Linked DNA regions of Homo sapiens: region 2 is linked to region 1. Evidence: read pairs that join two places in POLR2A ChIA-PET (ENCODE). Cell type or tissue: PC-9. All regions are shown on one strand. Links, peaks and the distances in the headings refer to the core of each region. The heading gives the core; the rest is flanking DNA.

What was found. Peaks named below come from ENCODE experiments on the same cell type or tissue, not always from the same donor. Only the 100,000 strongest peaks of a DNase experiment are listed, where the experiment ranks them.
Region 2: POLR2A ChIA-PET joins it to region 1 with 5 read pairs; 2 of 35 experiments call an interaction of 5 or more read pairs at or near these places.

Annotation. Positions count from the first base shown.
Region 1 is chr6:125,120,256-125,128,848 of GRCh38, forward strand. It overlaps LOC124901394 (a long non-coding RNA gene), which reads right to left and starts at 3,796. Exons shown (of 2, transcript XR_007059735.1): 1 at 3,630-3,796. RefSeq lists an enhancer at 3,374-4,573. In PC-9, for the core only: CTCF peaks have their summits at 3,973 and 4,320; a DNase peak (open chromatin) is centred at 4,156; H3K27ac peaks cover 596 bases.
Region 2 is chr6:125,044,881-125,048,880 of GRCh38, forward strand. RNF217 (ring finger protein 217) reads left to right here. Exons shown (of 6, transcript NM_001286398.3): 2 at 331-564. Among named protein-coding and RNA genes, the nearest start is that of RNF217-AS1, 84 kb to the left of the region's middle. In PC-9, for the core only: no CTCF peak of the experiment used is centred there; no DNase peak of the experiment used is centred there.

The DNA of each region.
Region 1 (8,593 bases), core at 2,264-6,263:
GATGGGTGGGTCTTTCTCTGGCTTCCCTGAGCTCCTGCCTTCCCCACTCTGCCACAGGCAATGCTTTTCTCTCTCTCTCTCTCTTTTCCCTTTCTTACCTTTTCTGTTACTCCGTGCAACCATCTTCCCCAGAGACCACATGTTGAAACTCTTTTAATCCACTTTAAATGGATTAAAGATGACAGGGCCCATCTAGGGCCAAGTTTGAGACTTGCCAATTTGATATTGGGTGCTAAGCAGAGTGGCTAATGTCTATGTTTTGTCACATGTATTTTGCTCTGGCTGGAATGAAAAATGTATATTCAGTTCTGCTGGTTGGGGAGCAACTTGCAAAATTGAGAGGTTTTTGCCTGTGGTTCCAAGATTTTCCTTTATGACACGGCTTGGCGCCCAGAGCTATGGTGTGGTGAGCAGGGTCACTAAGGCCACTCAGGGAAAGAGAACCCAGAAACCTGACATGCCAGCAAAACGGTAAGAATTTCTTACCAGTCAGACTTCTGGCCTCTTTCTCTCTATGCAAACTGGCTGAATGAATGGTAAAAATCACTGTTTATCTCCTCTGTAAAATTTTGATTAATGGGAAAAAGGATTTGTGAGGCTAGTCATGAGCTGTAGTGAATCTGTTGTACTCTGTGCTATGAATGTCTTTCTGTATCTTTCTGTCAGAAAGAGGGGTGCCTTAGGATAGAACACGAGCTTAGGACCCCGTTACCCTGCTGTTCAAGATGGCCCAGAAAACTGGTCAATAAGGTTCTTGGGAGTTTGACCTTGTAACCACGTGGTGGTTACTTTCTCTTTGTCTCCACCATCCAGAGGACGGGAATTTTGGAGATCATGTTTTTACCGGTGGAAGGTATCCAAGTTACTGGCAGCAAATCCCCATGGGTCTGCAGCAACCTCGATTCTTGCTTCTCAGAAAAACGAATTCGACTGAGGGACATAAGGCAGAAAAAGAAACTGAGGCAAGTTTTGAGCAGGAGTGGAAGTTTTATATTTAAAAGGCTTTAGAACAGGAAAGGAAAGAAAGGAAGGTATGCTTGGAAAAAACCCAAGTGGGCAATGAGATCAAGTGTGGTATTTAGCCTTGACCCTAGGACTTATAGGCTGGCCCCTTTCCCATGATTCTTCCCTTAGGGTGGGCTGCCCACATGTGCAGGGCCCTCCTTACACTTGCGAGGTGAGCATGCGTAGGGTGTTTAGCAAGTTGTACGCATGACCATCTGAGGCTTTCTTCCCTTTTCTGGTGGAGTGTACCCGGAAGATCATACTCTGCCATTTTGTCTCTTAATGCACATGCCTGGGCTGACTTGCAAAATACCTGAGATTTTATTGGAAGCCCCTTTTTGCTTCTCCCTGGCATCTGCATTCAATTAACACTTTAATGCAACAGGTGTGGACCATCAGGAGATGGCCTCTCCCTGGTGCTGGCTGCCAATTTATCACTTTTAGAGAGGCCATGTGATCATTTCTGAGCCATCAACCAACATTCTTAGTGGGTGGGGAGAGCCCTCTCCTGCCCTGCTCATGCCTGTCTAACTGCTTATAACAATGTCATACTTAGCTCTAAAAATTATCTTGAGTAGTTAAAAACCATTGCAAGCTCAAAATGGACTGCTGTAGACTCCTTCTGGGAAGGGCAATGGAAACTGCCCAATGCTGTAACTCAGCAGCTAAGGCTTTGCCATTTTACAATGGCAGCTTGGGTTCAATCCTGGCTTAGGAAACGAGTACTTTTTGGTTGATATCTGTGTGACTTTATCATTTGTGGATTCTCTTCCCCTCCATGAACAACTTCTGGCTTCCCTTGTTGAATTTTCCTTTCTCTAAGCACCTGGGAGGTTATCTTTGGTAAAGTTCAAAAGCCAGAAATATTGACCATTTGGCTTAGCTAGAGTCTAGTAATAAATTTAAAAGGACTTTTTTTTTTTTTAGAGTGCTATGGTTATAAGTCAGTTTAATTAAAAGTGGGTATTCAAGCTCTAGGAGCCTGGGACTCCATGGGAAAAACAGAGGAAGTACCACCAACCCTGTTTTTGGAAGAACATCTGATTTCCACATGAAACCCCAGGAATTGGGACGAGATAGACCCCTCTCAAAATTTAAGGCTCTGCTCTGTTTTGCATTGCATTCTCTGCCATTTTTTACTTTGGGGGGTATCAGAAATTACTTCTCATTATGAGAACGCTTTGGTGTTCAATACCTAGGTAGGAAATATACTTTAGTAATGGCCAATGGCAGTTATGAGGGAATACTTTGCTTTTGCACCTTTGGATCAGAGAAGCATGCTCTTGGCCACCTAGAAAGTATGAAAGTGTCCCCACTCCTCACTGAGATAAGACTCCCATGGGAGATGGGTTAATCACAGAATGGGCTGATTGGCTGATTGACTTCGGGTTGCTTTGCAATAAAATGTATAGTAAAAGCATTGCACTGTCTTTTACTGATTGGCTGATTGACTTCGGGTTGCTTTGCAATAAAATGTATAGTAAAAGCATAGCATTTCCTTCTTTTTGGGGATCCAGGATGTGATATAAAAATGAGACTCTTAATTTTGGAGATCTATTTTTGCCTTCCAACTGTGCCTGCTTATTAGGCCCTAGAAACTGTATTGTTTTCCTACCCTGTTCCTCCAAGGACTCCACCCTAAAGTCAGTAATCCAATTAAGAAACTTACAAACTGGCAAATGAAAAATCCTACAACCACTAGATCTTCTGTCTGTATAGTTATATATGTGTTGTGTGTGTAATGTTTATATAAAAGAGCTCTAATTAATTGGCTTAAAGAAAAATAAGTGCTTAAATATTTTGAAAGAAAACTAAAAGCTATAATTCCTTTTAGTTTACGTGACTTTAATCATCTTTAGGAAATAAGAACAGCTTTAAAGATCATTGGTAAAACATAGACATTTGGTCCAAATTAGGCAGGTCAGATATTAGGTTTACTAAATGCTTTAAGGTTGTAAACTGCTTTCACTTTTGAAAATTGTTCAACTTGCCTGCTTTACAGCTAGGTAAGGCCTGGGGATGTGTGGGGTTAGCCATGCCCCCTAGCTATGCTGGAAGGAGTCAGACCTTATCTGCACTTCCGTCTGATGTCCTAGGCTCAATCCTAATACATAATTAAAATTGCTTACTGACCAGGTTTTTCACCAAAAGTTGCTAAGAGTTAACAGTATAACTTGTACTCGAGACTTCTAAAAAAATAGTTTTACATGCCAGGTGTGTGAAGAAAGTGAAATGTGCCTTTAGTAAAAGATTATAAGAAGACATGGGAATGTACATTTTTGCCTAGTTTAGAGGGTTAAAGGATTGTTTTAAATTAAATAGGATAGGAGAGAGATCATCATGGCAGATGGGAGGCAGGACTAGATTGCAGCTCCAGACCGAGCAGCTTGCGAAAGCTCGCATTGTAAATGTTGGCTCCGGATTGACTGCAAGAACAAACCAGCAATCCCGAGAGGACCCGCAGACCCTCTGAAGGAAGTGGACTGCTCCTACAGGACCCAAGAGACATCCCAAATACCGTGAGGGACCCAACTACAGAAGTGGAAAAGTGAGACCCTCCTCTCCTGAACACACACCCCCACTGGAGAAGCTGAAGGTCTGTTTGCAGAAGTTTCTGACCTTACCTGGAGCTGAGCCAATTTAGAAAGCCAAGTGAAATAAAGGGGTAGAGGAAGCAGCAGAAAGGCCCTGGGAGCTCGCTGGGTCCCCTGGCAGGCCATTCCTGCCTGGCACCACAGGGACCCATCAGGTGGGTGACCAGAGGATCAGGGGGTAAAACTACACAGGAAGAAGGAACTCTCTGGCTGAACTTTGTAACAATTTGAATGCGGAGAGAAGCTTCCTTGCCAGAACTTGGGGGAGGGTGCAAATCTGGTGTGCAGACTCCACAAGTTGCGGGGAGAACCAAGCCCTTTTCTCTCACAGCTGGGAGGTGGGTAGCCCGGGGCAAGTATTCAACCCCATTGTGCCCTCTGCCTGGAAACAGACTCTTGGCTGTCTGCGGAGGGAGCACAGTGGGAGTGAGACTGCCCTTCATTTTGCATGGGAGCTGGGTGAGGCCTGTGGCTGCCAGCTTTCCCCCACTTCCCGACAACCTGCATGACTCAGCAGAGCCAGCCATAATCCTGCTAGGTACACAGCTCCAGTGACCAGGGAGAGTCATCCTCATCCCCCACAGCAGCCACAACAAGACCCGCCCAAGGAGAGTCTGAGCTCAGACATGTATAGCTCTGCCCCCACCTGATGGTCCTTCCCTATACACCCTGGTAGCAGAAGACAAAGGGCATATACTCATGGGAGTTCTAGGGCCCTGCCCACTGCTGGTCCCTCTCTATACTTCTACAGCTGATGCTTTCTGGATAGCACCACCTCCTGGGAGGAGACCAACCAACACAAAAATAGAGTATTAAAACACCAAAGCTAAGAACCCTCACGGAGTCCATTGCACACTGCCTCCCACCCCCTCACCATTGTCTCCACCAGAACAGGCAGTGGTATCCATGGCTAAGAGACGGTTCACATCACAGGACTCTGTGCAGACATCCTCCAGTACTAGCCCAGAGCCGGATAGACTCACTGGGTGGTTAGACGCAGAAGAGAGACAATAATCACTGAAGTTAAGCTCACAGGAAGCCATATCCATAGGAAAAGGAGGAGAGTACTACATCAAGGGAACACCCCATGGGACAAAAGAATCTGAACGACAGCCTTCAGCCCTAGACCTTCCCTCTGACAGAGCCTACCCAAATGAGAAGGAACCAGAAAACCAACGCTGGTACTATGACAAAACAAATCTCTTCAACACTCCCAAAAAATCATCATACTAGTTCACCGGCAATGGATCCAAACAAAGAAGAAATCCATGATTTACTTGAAAAAGAATTCAGTAGGTTAGTTATTGAGCTAATCAGGGAGGGACCAGAGAAAGGCAAAGCCCAATGCGAGGAAATCCAAAAAAAAGATACAAAAGTAAAGGGAGAAATATTCAAGGAAGTAGATAGCTTAAAGAAAAAACAATTAAACATTCAGGAAAATTTGGAAACACTTTTAGAAGTGCTAAATGCTCTGGAAAGTCTCAGCAATAGAATTGAACAAGTAGAAGAAAGAAATTCAGAACGCGAAGACAAGGTCTTTGAATTAACCCAATCCAACAAAGACAAAGCACAAAGAATAAGAAAATATGAACCAAGTCTCCAAGAAGTCTGGGATTATGTTAAACTACCAAAATTAAGAATAATCAGTTTTCCTAACGAAGAAGAGAATTCCAAAAGCTTGGAAAACATATTTAGGGGAAGAATCAAGGAACACTTTCACAGCATTGCTAGAGATCTAGACATCCAAATACAAGAAGAACAAACAACACCTGGAAAATTAATCGTAAAAAGATCTTTGCCTAGGCACATTGTCATCATGCGAGGTGACAGTGTGCTGGTAGCCCTCACAGACCTTACTTACTCTCAGCACTTCCTCTGCCCGGGCTCCCACTTTGGCAGCACTTGAGGAGCCCTTCAGCCTGCCACTGCACTGTGGGAGCCCCTTCCTGGGCTGGCCCAGGCCAGAGCTGGCTCCCTCAGCTCATGGGGAGGTGTGGAGGGAGAGGTGCAGGTGGGAACCAGGGCTGCCTGTGGTGCTTGCGGGCCGGCGCAAGTTCCGGGTGGGTGTGGGCTTGGCAGGCCCTGCACTCGGAGTGGCCGGCCGGCGGGCCCTGCCAGCCCCAGGCAATGAGGGCTTTAGCACCCGGGCCAGCGGCTGCGGAGGGTGTGCTGGGTCCCCCAGCAGTGCTGGCCCACTGGCGCTGCGCTCGATTTCTCGCTGGGCCTTAGCTGCCTCCCCGCGGGGCAGGGCTCGGGACCTGCAGCCCACCATGCCTAAGCCTCACCCAAAACTCCATGGGCTCCTGTGTGGCCCAAGCCTCCCTGACCCCACCCCCTGCTCCACAGCGCCCACTCCCATGGACCACCCAAGGGCTGAGGAGTGCGGGCGCAGGGCGCGGGACTGGCAGGCAGCTCCACCTGCAGCCCCAGTGCGGGATCCACTGGGTGAAGCCAGCTGGGCTCCTGACTCTGGTGGGGACTTGGAGAACCTTTATGTCTAGCTAGGGGATTGTCAATACACCAATCGGCACTCTGTATCTAGCTCAAGGTTTGTGAACACACCAATCAGCACCCTGTGTCTAGCTCAGGGTTTGTGAATGCACCAATCGACACTCTGTATCTAGCTACTCTGGTGGGGACTTGGGGAACCTTTGTGTCGACACTCTGTATCTAGCTAATCTAGTGGGGACGTGGAGAACCTTTGTGTCTAGCTCAGGGATTGTAAACGCACCAGTCAGCGCCCTGTCAAAACAGACCACTCGGCTCTCTGTAAAATGGACCAATCAGCAGGATGTGGGTGGGGCCAGATAAGAGAAAAAAAGCAGGCTGCCCGAGCCAGCAGTGGCAACCCGCTCAGGTCCCCTTCCACAGTGTGGAAGCTTTGTTCTTTCACTCTTTGCAATAAATCTTGCTGCTGCTCACTCTTTGGGTCCACACTGCCTTTATGAGCTGTAATACTCACCGCAAAGGTCTGCAGCTTCGCTCCTGAAGCCAGCGAGACCACGAACCCACTGGGAGGAATGAACAACTCCAGATGCATTGCCTTAAGAGCTGTAACACTCACTGTGAAGGTCCGCAGCTTCACTCCTGAGCCAGCGAGACCACGAACCCACCAGAAGGAAGAAAATCGGAACACATCCAAACATCAAAGGAACAAACTCCGGACACGCCACCTTTAAGAACTGTAACACTCATCGCGAGGGTCCGTGGCTTCATTCTTGAAGTCAGTGAGACCGAGAACCCACCAATTCCAGACACAATCAGGTTATCCAAAGTTAAGATGGAGGAAAGAATCTTAAGAGCTGTGAGACAGAAGCACCAGGTAACCTATAAAGGAAAATTTATCAGATTAACAGCAGGTTTCTCAGCAGAAACCCTACAAGCCTTTGGCCCTATCTTTAGCCTTTGGCCCTATCTTTAGCCTCCTCATACAAAACAATTATCAGCCAAGAATTTTATATCCAGTGAAACTAAGCATCATATATGAAGGAAAGATAGTCTTTTTTCAGACAAACAAATGCTGAAAGAATTCACATTACCAAGCTGCTACTTCAAGAACTGCTAAAAGGAGCTCTAAATCTTGAAACAAATCCTAGAAACACATCAAAACAGAACCTCTTTAAAGCATAAATCACACAGGACCTATAAAACAAAACTACAAGTTAAAAAGCAAAAACAAAAACAATGAAAACAAAGTACACAGGCAAGAAAAAGCATGATGAATGCAACAGTACCTCACATTTCAATACGGACATTGAATGTAAATGGCCTAAATGCTCTACTTAAAAGATATAGAACCGTGGAATGGATAAGAACTCACCAATCAACTATCTGCTGCCTTCAGGAAACTCTTCTAACACAGAAGGACTCACATAAACTTAAAGAAAAGGGGTGGAAAAAGGCATTTCATGTAAATGGACACCAAAAGCAAGCAGGGGTAGCTATTCTAATATCAGACAAAACAAACTTTAAAGCAACAGCAGTTAAAAGAGACAAAGAGGGACATTATATAATGGTAAAAGGCCTTGTCCAACAGGAAAATATCACAATCTTAAAGTCCTAAGACTTTAAGGAAACACATATGTCCCAGAATGAACCAGGTTTGCTTTTCTCCTGTAAACAACACTTCAGCATAAAGAGGTACCCTCTACTCAGTCCTTGTTTCTACCTTGCAAAACATTGTTCTATTGTTTCCCACTGGGTTTCAAGACCAATGGTGATAGTGACATCAATTACTGAACTTTTGGTCAATCTCTCAAAATTAAAATGACCAAAAGGGAGGAATTGTTAAATCAAGTTCAGCTTAAAGCTGCCTCCCTACATATTTTAAATTAAGCCTAAAGATTTTTCTGGGCCAGGCGTGGTGGCTCATGCCTGTAATCCCAGCACTTTGGGAGGTTGAGATGGGCAGATCGCTTGAGTTCAGGAGTTCGAGACAAGCCTGGCCAACATGGTGAAACCCCATCTCTACTAAAAATACAAAAATTAGCCAGGCGTGGAGGGGAGCACCTCTAATCCCAGCTACTCAGGAGGCTGAGGCAGGAGAATCACTTGAACCCAGGAGGCGCTGGTTGCAGTGAGCTGAGATTGTGCCACTGCACTCCAGCCTGGGTGACAGAGCAAGACTCCATCTCAAAACAAACAAACAAACAAACAAAAAAACAAGGTTTTCCTGTACATCATGAACTATAACAAGTGGAGGTGTAAACAGACCATAGCCTATACCGGTGCTAATCACTGAGTTTTGGCCAAACAAATGTAGCCAACTGTTTGAATCATGTTCAAATAAGGCAAATGCTCAGCTGTAACCAATCCAGCTGTTTCTGTACCTCACTTACATTTTCTATACGTCACTCTCCTTTTTCTGCCTATGGGCAGAAACTTTGGGTGGGAAGGCTGCCTGATTCGCAAATCATTCATTGCTCAATTAAACTTCTTTAAATTTAATTAGGCTAAAGTTTTTCTTTTATCAGAATATTTGAATAAATTCTAAG
Region 2 (4,000 bases), core at 1-4,000, 78 kb before region 1:
AATGCTGTCTAACCCTGCAGTTTCCAGAAACATGAGATGATAATTTGCTTCTTTGGTGAGCCTGTGGCTTAGGTCCATTTCTTTTCACAAAAAAGAATGATCAGAGAAGACTTAAATGCCCTATAAGTCATTTCAGAAACATTACGTAGTGATTATTTTGGTATTGCCTAAAGCAGGTATCAAGGTGATTAACATTCATTATGTTATCTTAAAAATTACACACAATCCTTTATTGCGGTCATGAAATAAGTAATACTGTATACAAAAAAAAAAATGAAAGAAAATAACCAGTGACGTTTTTTTCCTTCCATCTGCTCTTCCATCATGCAGGTACAACTTGGCCAAGTAGAAATCAAATGCCCCATCACAGAGTGTTTTGAATTCTTGGAAGAAACAACTGTTGTCTATAACTTAACGCATGAAGACTCCATCAAGTATAAGTACTTCTTGGAACTTGGCCGTATTGATTCCAGCACCAAGCCATGTCCTCAGTGCAAGCACTTTACAACCTTCAAGAAAAAAGGACATATTCCCACCCCTTCCAGATCAGAAAGCAAATACAAAGTAAGCATTTTCACCAGAGCTGTGGGTTAGATGTCACATGGCAGAAGCAGCCAGATTAGATCCACTTGTCGTGGGCATTAAGGGGGCATCTTTCCTTTATGGAGCTGAAGGTGAGCATATATTGGCCATCATTCTGAAAGCATATGGTTTGGGGAGGCTGATGATAAGAGAGTGCTCTTAAGGAATTAATTACAGTTTTGTCTTTGACTTTAACCATGTTGAAAATTAATCTAGTAACCTTATAGGAAGGCTGATCTTTAGAGTAATAATAGTTACTACTACCAAATACTAAATAAATACTAAGGCTTTTTCTTTATTATTATGGACTTGATTTTTTTTTCAGTGGTCCCAATGTAAGTCTCCTCTTGTTCTGTCTATAATAGGTAAAAATAGTATAAATGGTACTCATTCATTTATTCAGCAAATACAGAATGCTGTATATGCTAGGCAGTGTGCTAAATTTGGGGGCTATAGAGCAAATGTGATACAGTCCCTGCTTCAAAAAAAGTCGAAGATGGGAGAGACATGTGTTCTAAAAATGACAGTCCAATATGATTAGAAAAAAACACAAAGCTGTGTACATATAGTGTGCTTTGAGGACACTTGAAGGAGGGTTAGGCTCTAGGATGTCAGGAATGGCTTCACAGAGGAGGTGCAGTTCTCCAGACAGATAAACCTGGTGAGCATTTCAGAGCAAGGGATGAGTAAGTGCACGGCCCCCGAGGCTAAGGCCAGGCTTCTTGTAATCAAGTGCTTCTAGAGCTGGTGGAGAGTCGGGAGAGGCAGCTGATCGGGCAGATAAGAGCAGATCATGTTGAGTCTTGTGCAGTTTGCGCAGAAGTTTGGATGTAACTCTGTAAGCATTAGAGAAATGTCATCTGGCAGCATTCATAGAAGCTATCACAAGAGGACCAGACAGAAGTCTGGTTTGAAACCAAGGCAACAACTGTGACAGCAGAGCATTGATTCACAGCCCTGATTGTATATTAGAATCACCCGAGAACTTCCATGACACACCAGTGCCCCAGGCCCACCCCAGAACAATTGTCTTCCAAATTTTTGAGCCTCACCAGGTGACTAATCCACAGTAGAGAATCTTTGCAGTAAATGAAGCAGAAAACCAGTGAGGCTGTGGCAGTAGTTTTCATCCTTGTCATTACAGCAAAATGGCAGGATGAAGTGGTTTCAAAGGCTGTTTGGAGTCATCTCCATTTAAGGTAAGTTTCTGGTCATGTTCCCTTTCTTGAGAGCAGCAGTTACATTATTCATTTTGTAGCTTTGAGGGGACCATGGTTTAGCAGGTAGTTTCCTCTGCTGTTGCAGTTATAAGCTACAGTATTGTAGGTTAGTCAAAGCTTCTTCATGAGTCGTTGTTCTTTGAAACTGCTTGGCTCTCATAGTTAATTTATTTACTGTTTTTATGCAGGCCATTCTCTATCAGGTATAACTGTTAGAAAAAAATCCTATTTTTCTCTTCTATAAAAAGCATTATTTTTGAGGTTACAAAAATTGTATAACTAAAGTACTGCCCTACAGTGGTGTTGAAGGCTAACTGAACATTAATAGAATACTTTTATTTCATGCTATATATCCTTAGATTATTTTTAAGTTATTTTCATTGCAATTGTATGTTATTGTATAAGATCAGGAAATTACTAGTTTTAGAAGGACTCGTAATTCCATAAATTAGGATATTCAATTTTTTTCTAATATATGTTTGGACTTAGATACATAGAAACTGAGACTATACTAATTTTTAAAATTGCAGTAATTAAAACATGTACAAAATTGAATTAGAGTGGGAATAACTGAGTAACTTTTAAATGTGTTGTTTTTATGAAATGGGTAAAGGAGTTATAATTTAAGTCACAATTATGGCAATAGTGAAATGTTTTACGTCTCATTTCATCTGAAATCACCAAAATCATGTTGTGATGAGCATAATGTATCACAATACACATGTATTGAGAGTGAAATATGTAAAAATTGACAAATAGAAGATTCTATATTTGTGTAATTTTGAGCGAGCCCATGGTATTCTGATAACATTTCCCAGAGGTCAGGCTTCTCCAATGTCTATCAATTTGTTGTAGGTAAGAAGAGAAGCAGGGGCAAATGGACCAACATCTTAAATTTATTAAACTCAATTGATTCCTTTTGATTAGTAGAGGAAAAGAAAATTTGCTTTGGTGTGAGGAGGAATTCAACAACACAATAAATGTTGATTATGAAGCAGTTAAGATCCTCAGATCAACATCTTAAATTTATTAAACTCAATTGATTCCTTTTGATTAGTAGAGGAAAAGAAAATTTGCTTTGGTGTGAGGAGGAATTCAACAACACCATAAATGTTGATTATGAAGCAGTTAAGATCCTCAGCGGTGGGTGTGGGGTGGAAATCTCATTACACTATAAAATGAAACTTAAGCAAATTTCAAAAGAGTAAAACTACCACAGAATTTGAGGATGATTATTTTTGTTACTCTTCTTTACTAGTGTAGAAGAGAAGATCGATAACAGAAGAAGTTAATAATCTCCTTGATCTATGCTGTACAAAGTTCTAGCAATGATTCAAATAATTCCTGAAGCAATAATTTTTACTTATTTTAGTGTAAAGTTTATATAACATTTTTCATCATTAAACTCTGTGGTTTATGTTAACATTAACTACCTGGTTTACATGCCCATACCTGTCTGGGTATTATAGGTAAGGAGAGCACTGACATGGATACCCCAGCCAACCAATCGTGAGATTCATGGCCACAGTATGGCACCCTGTACTGAGACTAAGATCTTTGTTCTTTGTGATGAACAGGTGAACATTTTTTATTTTGCAGTATTTTTAAAAATTCAGTTTCCCTAATAAAATAAGGTAGTTCCAAATTGGTGTCATTTATGGTAACTTTAAGAGGAGTGAATTCAAGTACTCACACACAATACATTGCATCATGAGGCAACAGAAATAGAAAAAAAAAGGTTGCTGCTAATGTCTGACGTTTCTGTGCAATTTAACGTCTCTTTATAATAATGTTTACAGGCTTAAGTAGGTTTGTATCTACTGATAAAACCCTTGTAATGTTTATTTTAATGTTATTCTGAGTCATTGATTCACAGTATCTTCATCCAAGATGTCATTCTTTGAACATTTATTATGGCTTTTGCTGTCAATTCAACTGTTTGAAAATATTATAGCTATTTTATAGCTGAGTAAGTGCTTCTCACATGAAGTTTGAGACCTAAAATATCATATATGGGGGTTTTAATTTTTGTGAAGACCACTTGTTAAATTGTTTGTACTCAGCAGGTGGATAAAGGGTAAAAAGAATATAAGAATAAGCAGTAACTAGAACTCTTACCTGTCCATTTGTCCTTCCAGGCCCAACACCCAACAATTCCCTTCTGGCAAAAATCTGAGTAAATAGAGCTTTATATTATG